Regions from separate parts of the Mus musculus genome. Here region 2 is linked to region 1. Evidence: chromatin contacts called from ENCODE Hi-C or POLR2A ChIA-PET data. All regions are on one chromosome and are shown on one strand. The core of a region is the stretch at or near the end of the contact, and the rest is flanking DNA. Distances in the headings are between cores, read along the strand shown. Region 1 overlaps Fstl1 (follistatin-like 1). Region 2 holds the start of Gtf2e1 (general transcription factor II E, polypeptide 1 (alpha subunit)).

Evidence for each region. A loop is a pair of places that touch in the nucleus more often than their neighbours do. ChIA-PET counts read pairs that join two places held with the same protein, here RNA polymerase II (POLR2A).
Region 2: a map of heart shows a loop between it and region 1 (2.2-fold over the local background). The contact joins the promoter of Gtf2e1 here to the enhancer-like site in region 1. A Hi-C loop is called at or near these places in 2 of 37 maps with a recorded cell type or tissue (both heart). POLR2A ChIA-PET finds 5 or more read pairs at or near these places in 1 of 5 experiments (embryonic stem cell).

The regions. Positions count from the first base shown.
Region 1 is chr16:37,808,488-37,813,116 of GRCm38, reverse strand. All of the region lies in intron 2 of Fstl1 (follistatin-like 1), which reads right to left. Among named protein-coding and RNA genes, the nearest start is that of Fstl1, 34 kb to the right of the region's middle. Within about 2 kb of position 3,284, at least 2 of the 3 ENCODE cell types and tissues checked have a DNase peak (open chromatin) inside an H3K27ac peak, as active enhancers do; they include heart, where a contact is called at or near this core.
Region 2 is chr16:37,537,516-37,542,146 of GRCm38, reverse strand. Gtf2e1 (general transcription factor II E, polypeptide 1 (alpha subunit)) reads left to right here and starts at 2,358. Exons shown (of 5, transcript NM_028812.4): 1 at 2,358-2,494. It overlaps Rabl3 (RAB, member RAS oncogene family-like 3), which reads right to left and starts at 2,253. Exons shown (of 8, transcript NM_001042499.1): 1 at 2,187-2,253; 2 at 209-300. The coding sequence starts at 2,232.

The DNA of each region.
Region 1 (4,629 bases), core at 2,035-4,534:
TTTGGTTGATTCTTACATCCGTATGCATTAAGGTTAGGGAAACTATAATGGGAATATGGATGTTACAATAGCAAGTGTAAGGCGTTTAGATCCCATATGCAGCACTCATACCCAGCCCCCTTCTTTATCTGCCACGAGTATTCTCTTGCAACCCCCTTCCTTGGGTGCAGACATAAAACATTGAAGGTTAGAATTGTCTTGAGAATTAACTGAGCCGCGCCATGTGCTGTGTAACAGGAAGCGACTGTCACTACAGGGGGTGATTTATTTTCAGTTTCCCCTGCGAAATGATGTCACTGTCACCTTGGACTGTCATGTCCCCATTCTTCCCTGTCTCATTGACAGTGGAAAGGTACGCCAGTGCCGAACTGACAGGATGCAAAATGCAAAGGGCCCAGCAACCCCTGGAGGGCCTTTCATACAGCAGAGATGGAGGAGGCTCTGGTTATATAAGCGGTCTCTTTGCAGGTGATATATCTGTCAATAGGTGGCAATCTCTCTCTTTGTCTCACACAGCCCTGAGCCGCATTGCAGAAGAGCCTTCCTGGCTGCTGCAGCCCCGCTCTGTCCTTTCAGTGAGAAATACAGGCGTGAGGGAGAGGAGGGTAGACCCGCCAGGGACACAGGCAGAAGGATCTGCCAGTGTGGGAAGGCTGTCTATTCTGTGGTGCTCAAAGCCATTCCGTCACCTCCTCACAGTGAGTATGCTTGATTACAGACGTCAAGGTCAAAAATGAAGGGCACTTCCTCTAGGGAAGCATTTCTTTGTGCCATTCAAAGCTGTCCATTAAACCCCAACATCTTTGAGAAGCCAAAGTATTGGAGCCATTCCTTAAGGCTGTTGGAAAGTTCCTTAGAGTCATAAGTGGGCTTCTGTGGAGTGGCTGGTTCTGGCCAGAAAGTCTAAGGTAGTAACCTAGTCAGGGGTTGCAAAGGCCTTAGGCCACGGGCTGACATACTGATGCTAACTCAGCACCCACAACAGTGCGCGCCTCTGCAGACATCTGTGCTCACCATTCCTGTTCAGGTGTTGGCATTTTCAGTTGCATGTAACAAATGAGGAGTATTTGGGACTCAGAAAAGCTCCGTGGAAGCACCAGCGACAGGCAAGTCACGAAAGGGACACAAGTTGACCTAGTCCCTGAGTCTCCACAGTCCCTTCTCAAGTAAAGCCAAGAGAGGGTGCTGCAGGCAGAGGGGCCAGCTGCACGGCCTGGCACAGGGATGGCGTGCAGCTCTTTCACTATTTACACTGTTTACACTGTCATCAGTCATAATGACTTTTGGGAAAGATAACCACATTGGCCTGTGCACAGTCTCCATACAAGGTCTCAGGCATGTCCATTCTTACAAATGTGTGAACAGACACATAGACCTGAATGTACTCACGATGGATGAAGTATTAATAGGGGCTATGTTCTTTTTGTTTTGTTTTGGTTTGGTTTGGTTTTGGTTTTTTGAGACAGGGTTTCTCTGTATAGCCCTGGCTGTCCTGGAACTCACTTTGTAGACCAGGCTGGCCTTGAACTCAGAAATCCGCCTGCCTCTGCCTCCCGAGTGCTGGGATTAAAAGGCATGTGCCACCATGCCCGGCTGCGGCTATGTTCTTGAAGCATGAATACCTAGATGTAGCTTTAAAAGCCAACAAAACACTTGTATGGTGGCCCGTGAGAGACTGAGGCATGAAGATATTGAGTTAGGCTGTTGTGGGCTACATAACAAGATTACTGTCTAAAACAACAACAACAACAAACAAACCCAAAACTACAAAACAAAGCAAAAATCCCCCAAGCATCAACAATTAAAATAAATAAATAAATAAATAAATAAATAAACAAGTAATAAATAAATAAATAAATAAATAGAAACTCAACAAGCTTTCTGCTGCTGTTTTAGTTAGGGTTACTATTGCTGTGATGTAACACCATGACCAAATGCAACTTGGAGAGGAAAGGGTTCATTTGACTTCCACTTCTACATCTCTGTTCATCATCAAAGGTCAGGCCAGGAACTCAAGCAGGGCAGGAACCTGAAGGCAGGAGCTGAGGCAGAGGTCATGGAGGAGTGCTGCTTATTGGCCTGTTCCTCATGGCTTGCTCAGCCTGCTTTCTTACAGAACCCAGAACCACCAGCCCAGGGATGGCACCACCCACAGTGGGCTGGGGCCTCCCCCATCAACCACTAATTAAGCAAATTTGCTGACAGCCTGATCTTCTGGAGACATTTTCTCAAATGAGGTTCCCTCCTCTCCAGCTTGTGTCAAGTCGACATAAACTAACATAGCCTCCAATAGAAAAGCATTAGGAACTTGTAGCTAGGATCTTCCACCTTTGACTTGTCTCCATGTTGTCTTCTGAATGCATATGACAAGCTAGACTTTGAAGAGTTAGTCTCATGGCTAATTTCACACTACAAATTCTTCTGGGCCAATGAATGCCTTTTACCAGTTGACAACTTTCAGCTCTTGCATGTTAACGATGCTGTGTGATTGCATAGCAATTTTTAAATCAATTAAACTTATTTTAAAAATTGATGTGTGTGTGTGTGTATGTGTGTGTGGTGTGTGCATCTGTATGAGGATAACCTGTGGGTGCCCAAGGATGCCAGAAGAGGGTACTGGGTCTCCTGGAGCTTGAGTTACAGGTGGTCATGAGCCAGCACATGTGGGTTCTGGGAACCGAACTCTGGTCCTCTGGAAGGACACCAAATGCTTTTAAGCACTGCTTGGCAATCTTGGTGGGCTATTTTTCTTGTTCTCTCTCTCTCTCTCTCTCTCTCTCTCTCTCTCTCTCTCTCTCTCTCTCTCTCAAAGGAGCTTGACATTAAGCCCTTCCAGATCTGAGATCCTAACATAATGATTGCCCCAAGATGACATTCATTGTACCCTGGCCCTAGCCTCCAGCTGTCAAATTCAGTCTAGTTCCAATAAACCATTCTATCTCTCTACAAACCAAGGAACAGATCATCTTCAGCCCAAGGTTTTACAGACAGGTAATTATTATTATTATTATTATTATTATTATTATTATTATTATTATTATTATTATTTTGCATGCAAATAAAAAAGAAAGTTATTTGGAAAAAAACCCAAAAAACCAGTAGAGGCGATCCTGTGCCCGAGTCTCTGGGTTGAACAGCCCAAAATATACATTGAAAGGTTTCTAAAAAGCCTGTTGAGGTAAAACTGTTTCTGCAAAACATGGGTTCTGGCAAGGACGGACGTTCTTAAGCAAAGCTGTTCATGTTGGCTTAGTGCAGCCTCACTGTTTTGCCAGTTGGAACTGGGTCAGCAGCATGGTCTCTGTTCTTGCCCCCATCCCACTCCATTCCTCCTCTCACTCTGTCCTGCTTATGCCAAGGTGGATATGCAGCCCCATTTGCCACAGCTCTGTAGTAGAGCAACTTTGTTGACACGAGAAAGGGTCTCCTTGCTTCGTCAGAATTAGCCACAGAAACTTCACGAGACTATCAGGACCTCTCAGATGCTCTCCCGGAGTACAAGTTCATAAAAAAGCTGGAGAGTTTAGAGGAGAAAACGAAACCTCTTCCAGCTGCTAAAATCTAGCTGGAGCATCTGTCACATGACCCCATGCAGTCTCTGCACTTCAGCTTTGAAATGGAATGTGCAAGCCATCAATGGACGGGAAAAAGAAGGGGGAGAGCCGCTCTACAGCAGTTGGCCTGATTTGCCTGGCAGTACACGAAGCATTTGTGCCAACCCCACACTTAAGAGTCCTTTGCCTGTGTGTGTTCCCAGCCAAGGCCTTACCTCAAGTTTAAGAGACCAGGGCCACGTGTGGATTTCGGGAGGCCTAAAGCTTGAATGTTTGGGGCGGGGCTCTATAAGAACTTGCAAAAGTGAATGCAAACTGGAGCCCAGGGTTCTGGCTGGGAATGGCAAGCAAAAGCAAGGAAACAGATGCTTAATTACCATCCAGGTCGCTCCCACTTGCCATTTGCTTCATTGTTTCCGTCTTAAACAGAGCTTTCTAACAATGGCTTTGGGCCTTTTGTCAGCCTGTCCGTTAGAGCCCTGCAGAATAGCCTGCACACATATGGCTTATCTCAAGCAAGTGGCTTGCATACTTTGGCTTCCCACAGACCCACTCTTAGAGAACAGTTTTCACATTAAATGCCATTTGGGAATTCAAAGTTTCAGTTATACAAGATGAGAAGTTTCTGCAGACTATGTATGGTATTTTGTGAACTAAACTGTAATGGATGGTTTTAATTTGAAAAAAAAAAAAAAAGAGGGAACCTTAAATCTTCTCAGGGCAGGCACACAATAGTATCTATTACTTAGAGGGAACAGAAATGTTAGTCCATTTGGTTGTATATGAATTAAAAAAAACAAACAAGAATTTTCTGTGTACTTTTGTTTTTTGATTTTTGTCTCAAATACATATTTTTTTTGTATACCAGTCAAAGCTTAGACTACCTGATGAAACTTCCTAGCCCAGAACATTTATCTATTCGAAATTAGCCTAGTAGATCCGTACAAGAGATTCATTCTCCATTCTTTCAGCCTAAGGTTTGTACACTTTAGTAGCCAATGTAGGGCATATAAATAGTTCTCCAGGCTTCTTCAAATAAGGAAAGGAAGTGACTTCAATGTATTTAAGCTTAGAT
Region 2 (4,631 bases), core at 1,109-3,608, 270 kb after region 1:
GTTATTTACTCCTCTATGACTGAGTTTCTGTGTTTGTATTTCACAGTTTAAGAAAGATGAAACAAGGAATGACAGTACTGACACACAGTGGGAGCTAAATCAATCCCAGTTATTAGTGTTAATTTTAATTAAGTCCTATAAATTAATCACGGGATCTGAAGGACTTATGCTTAGTATGACTAAGGAAAAACTAAACAAGAACACGCACTCTGATATCCACCGAGCAGCCCACAGTCCATGACGGATTTCCTAACACTTGATTGTGGCACAGAAGATGGACGAGTGAAGATTTCCCAACACCTGTAAAGATACAAGGTCTCTTTAGTCAGCTGAACATGGAACCCTAAATGGGACATTTATACCACCTCTTCCAAGCCAGGGAACATCTAACAAATTGTTTGAATACCTCCCGTGACAGGATCCATGATGCCATGCTACCATACTCAAAGGACTTTGGTGCCTACATGTAGGTCTGAAAAAAGCAGCTAACCACATGGTCCCAGACTTATCCTCTGAATGACGATGATGGTAATTCCACTTGCTTTCCTTCATCATGCCTATTAATTTTGAAGCAATGCTTCACCCCCTTTTAGATCTATTGGGCTCAGGCAATCTTTTCATTAACACTAAAGGGCACCTCTTCAAGAGCTAGGTGGAGAGGAAAGAGATGAGTCTTCTATTTTCATGGCTATGAGTCTTTTATTTGCGGGTGTGGAGTCACTCATTCATTTACCTGGCTGTTGTTAATTGTATCAAACACTTGGGAAATCTCTTTGTTGTGCAATGTTATATATAGACCTATCATTAATATTTACTTTTTATTATAAAAACTCTATTACCAAAAACTGAGAAAGTATAAAAAAAAAAAAACCAAACAACAACATCACCTTAGAGCACTATTGCCAGCCATATGACTTTCTCTATTATACCATGTTGTTATTGTGATCATATACAAAGTGTACTTAAAAACAAACAAAAGAACCGCATGGGGCTCAGTGCTTGCCCTACAAGCATGAGAACCCGAGTTGTGTTCACAGAACTGACACACAGCAGCCAGGCAAAGAGGCACACGTCTCTAATGTCAGTGCTGGGGAGGCAGAGAGAGGCAATCCCTGATGTTTGTTGGCCTGACAGCCTTAGCCTAGGGGCTCCAGGCCAAGGGGAGAGCTTGTCTTAAAGAAGGTCGGCGGCTGTAGTGGCTATTCTTGGTTGTCAGCTGGACTATATCTGGAATGAACTACAATCCAGAATTGGAGGGCTCACTGTGATCCTGATCTCGTGGCTGGGAGATTCAAGTTTCTGACCTGGATCTTGAGGCATAGTGGCTATGAATCCCAGGAGACTAAGACAAGGAGATCTCTGAGTTCAAGGTCATCTGGGACAAAGCAAGTCCCAGCACCAGGCAGGGAGGCCTACACCTTTAATCTGGGCTACACCTTCTGCTGGAGACCTACTTAAGGACATTGGAAGGAGGAAGATTCTTCTTCGTTTGCTTGCCTTGTGGGACTGAGCAACTGCTAGATCCTTGGACTTCCATTCACAGCTGCTGCTGACCATTGTTGGGGAGTTGGGCTACAGACCGTAGGTCATCAACAAATTCCCTTACTATAAGAAACTACCCATAAGTTCTGTGACTCTAGAGGACCCTGACTAATACAGTGGCAGAGGCAGGTGTATCTCTTCATTTTAGGCCTGCCTTGTTTATATAGTGAGTTTTAGACTAGCCTGATATACATAGCTAGTTCTACGTTAGTCAGGACTACTTAGTGAGACCATGTCTTACCCCACACCCACTCCCCAGCAACAAAGCTTGCAGTGGAAGAACTGGAATGTTTTTTGTGGCTCCTGGTAGGAGCTCTCCCCTCTCTGGAACCAAAACTTCTAGGCCAGCAGAACCTAGGGTTGTGGGGACAGGAAGCAAAAATTTTCCTAGAGGGTCACTAGGAGTGATAGTGAGTGGAACTAGTCCCTTTTCCACCCATAGACTCCGCGCCCCCCACCTCCCGCCACGCCACCACGTCGACAAAAGGAGCAAAGTCCTCTGGGAAGTGTAGTTTTAAGGTCTTGAAAGGAATTTCAGCTGTCGACCTAAGCGCTAGGCAGCTGGGGGGGTAAACAGCGAAGAGAGAGCGGTGTCGGGAAGCTCGGGCGTGTTGGTAGTCCCAGACGTGGGTTAAGCGGCTCACCTGAGTCTCCCAACACCAGAACCTTCACCCGATCCAGGGACGCCATCTTGCCACGATTTCCTTGAGGTTGACGCCCGTTCCTGGATTCTCACCAATCAGCGCAGGGCTTGTGGGCAGGGCAAATCATCTCATTGGTCGGTCAGAGCGTGACTGATCGAAAGCTTCGGGGTGCGGATTAGCGGGCGGTTTCCAAACCGGTCGCAGGAATTAGGCGTTCGTCCTTGTCTCGCAAGTGGCGTGGGCTGGCTGAAGCCGGTAGTTGAGGTGCTGAGGGCGGCTGTAGTGGGAGTGTTCGAGCATCCACTTGGGTAAACCTCATTCTCCCGTCCTTGTTCCCGGTTTCTGACCTGGCGTGGCATTTCATGGTTTCTTCTATCCGTCCCCTTCCTTGTCTAGTCCCCTCTCCTCGGCCACCTCTTGCTTTGGTCCTCTTCTTAGTCTTCTAAAGAACCATTGCCCCGGAGCGGCCCATGTGCGACCTCGGGTAGGACGGGCTTGGCGGCGTCGAGTGTGGCCCGGGAAGCCCCTGGGCGCGTCTGAGGGACTGTGGGGTCTCGGGGTCTGGACATGTCTGAACACAGCTGGTGGAGGGCACCTCGGTCCGGAGCTGTCTCCGTCGTAGGACGAAGGAATGGAGAGTTCGTAAAATACAGTAACAGAAAACTGTAGAGGCTCTGTAGGATCCACGTTCTTCTAGAACTTGGGAAGTAGTATTTAAAAATAGTCTAACTAAAAGGGCTTCCTGCACCCACTTTGTGTTTTTTTTTTAAATCCCTTTTCATCCAGCATAGTTTTTTCAAAAATCACAAGTTTAATGTAGTAGCTCCTTGCTTAAAGCAATTACAAGTTAAATTTAAAAAGAAAAAAAAAAGATGGCTTATAGCGCTCATTATTGGGATGCAGGTGTGAAACAAGTGATTTGTGTGGAAGCTGGCAGGATGGATATGCTACAAGAACACGTGCCCAGAGGATGTATTGAAAGTTCAGGTATCTCAGTAGAATATGCTAGGCGCTAGCATTAATGAACAAGAGGCCTTCGAAGTAGAAACTGTACAAATTCTGAGGAAATGCGAGGGAGAGTGTTGGATGCCACTGTTGGGGATTTGAGAAGGCCAGGAAACATTACCCAAAGCCTAACTACAGTAGGAGAAAGGTTTGGGCTTAGCTTTGAGGACTGAGGGTGGATATGAGGATGACTTTGCTAAAAAAGCAGAGTGGTTTGAACTTTTGATTCTCCCAGTTCCACACCAGGGGCACAGTGGTCCTTAAAAGTTTTTACAACTAGAATCTAGGTCTGGACTGGGTAAGGTGACGTTGGGAGATGAGATGCCTGATTACTGTGAAGAGAAGAAGATAAATGAAGACCACTAGCTACCACACCAAGAAGCCTCCACAGACAGAGAAGTTACTTAAGTGTCACCTGCCATAGAGACTAGCTAATATAGGAACATGGTCTGACTTTGGCCATTTACTTCCAATCTGCAAGAGGAGTAGGCAGTTGGGATTTATAGGCACCCAAGATTTTTAAATGTCGACAACCAATTCATAAAGTTGTTGAAAACGTTCTGTATGGGCTGTCAGTTTTAGAACTTGATTTAAGGAGCTTTAAGAAGCCCAGAGATTGAATACTCTTGATTTATCTTAATTGGGGATGTGGGGAAGGAGCAAAGCCCTGTGTGAGAAAGGCTCTTTAATTATTTTATATGTGAAGAAATGAAGGCTGTGGATTTTCTGGGGCTAACACTAAGAAGCTGACCTGGGATTTCCAAGCTTCAAACTATTGGCTGGAAGAGTATTGATAACGTCCCTTTGTACTGATTTTCAGGACACCCAGAGGAGTATCAGACAGAGGAAACAGGCTGAACAGCAAGTACTAGTCCTCTCCATGCAGGATGTTCATTTGAAGGATACAAAATGGTCATGGCCATGGGACAGATTAGAGCAATGATCAGGGACTTGTTGCACATTAGAGTAATCTAAAGGCATTTTAAAAGTAGCTGCGTTCCTAATCTGGCCCTTCTATAGTAACTGAAACAGAACTCTTGGAAATGGGGCCCAGTGTTAGTAGACTTAAAAATGTTGCCTAGGTGATTGCTTTACAGTCAGGGTTGAGAACCAATGGTCTGGAGCATACAGTGTCTGAGGTGGGACAGAGGAGAGCAAAGCAATGGAAAGGAAGTCAGAAAACAATAGGCTGTGCTGGCGTCCATCTGTCCTTAGGCATTTTGCGTGTTTCTGAGGCCATTATGTCCTATTCTGTCAGCTGCTGAGCATGCAGAAAGCAAAATGTGGTTCTTAGTACACTGTGTAGGTGAAATTGGAAAAGCGACCAAAATGTATCTGGTACTGTGCTTGGGATTCTGAGGTGGCAGTGAACCCAGACCTATTTAAATATCTAGGGTGACAAAGGCTTTGGGGTTGCCAGGTTTAGACTAGTAAGTCCAG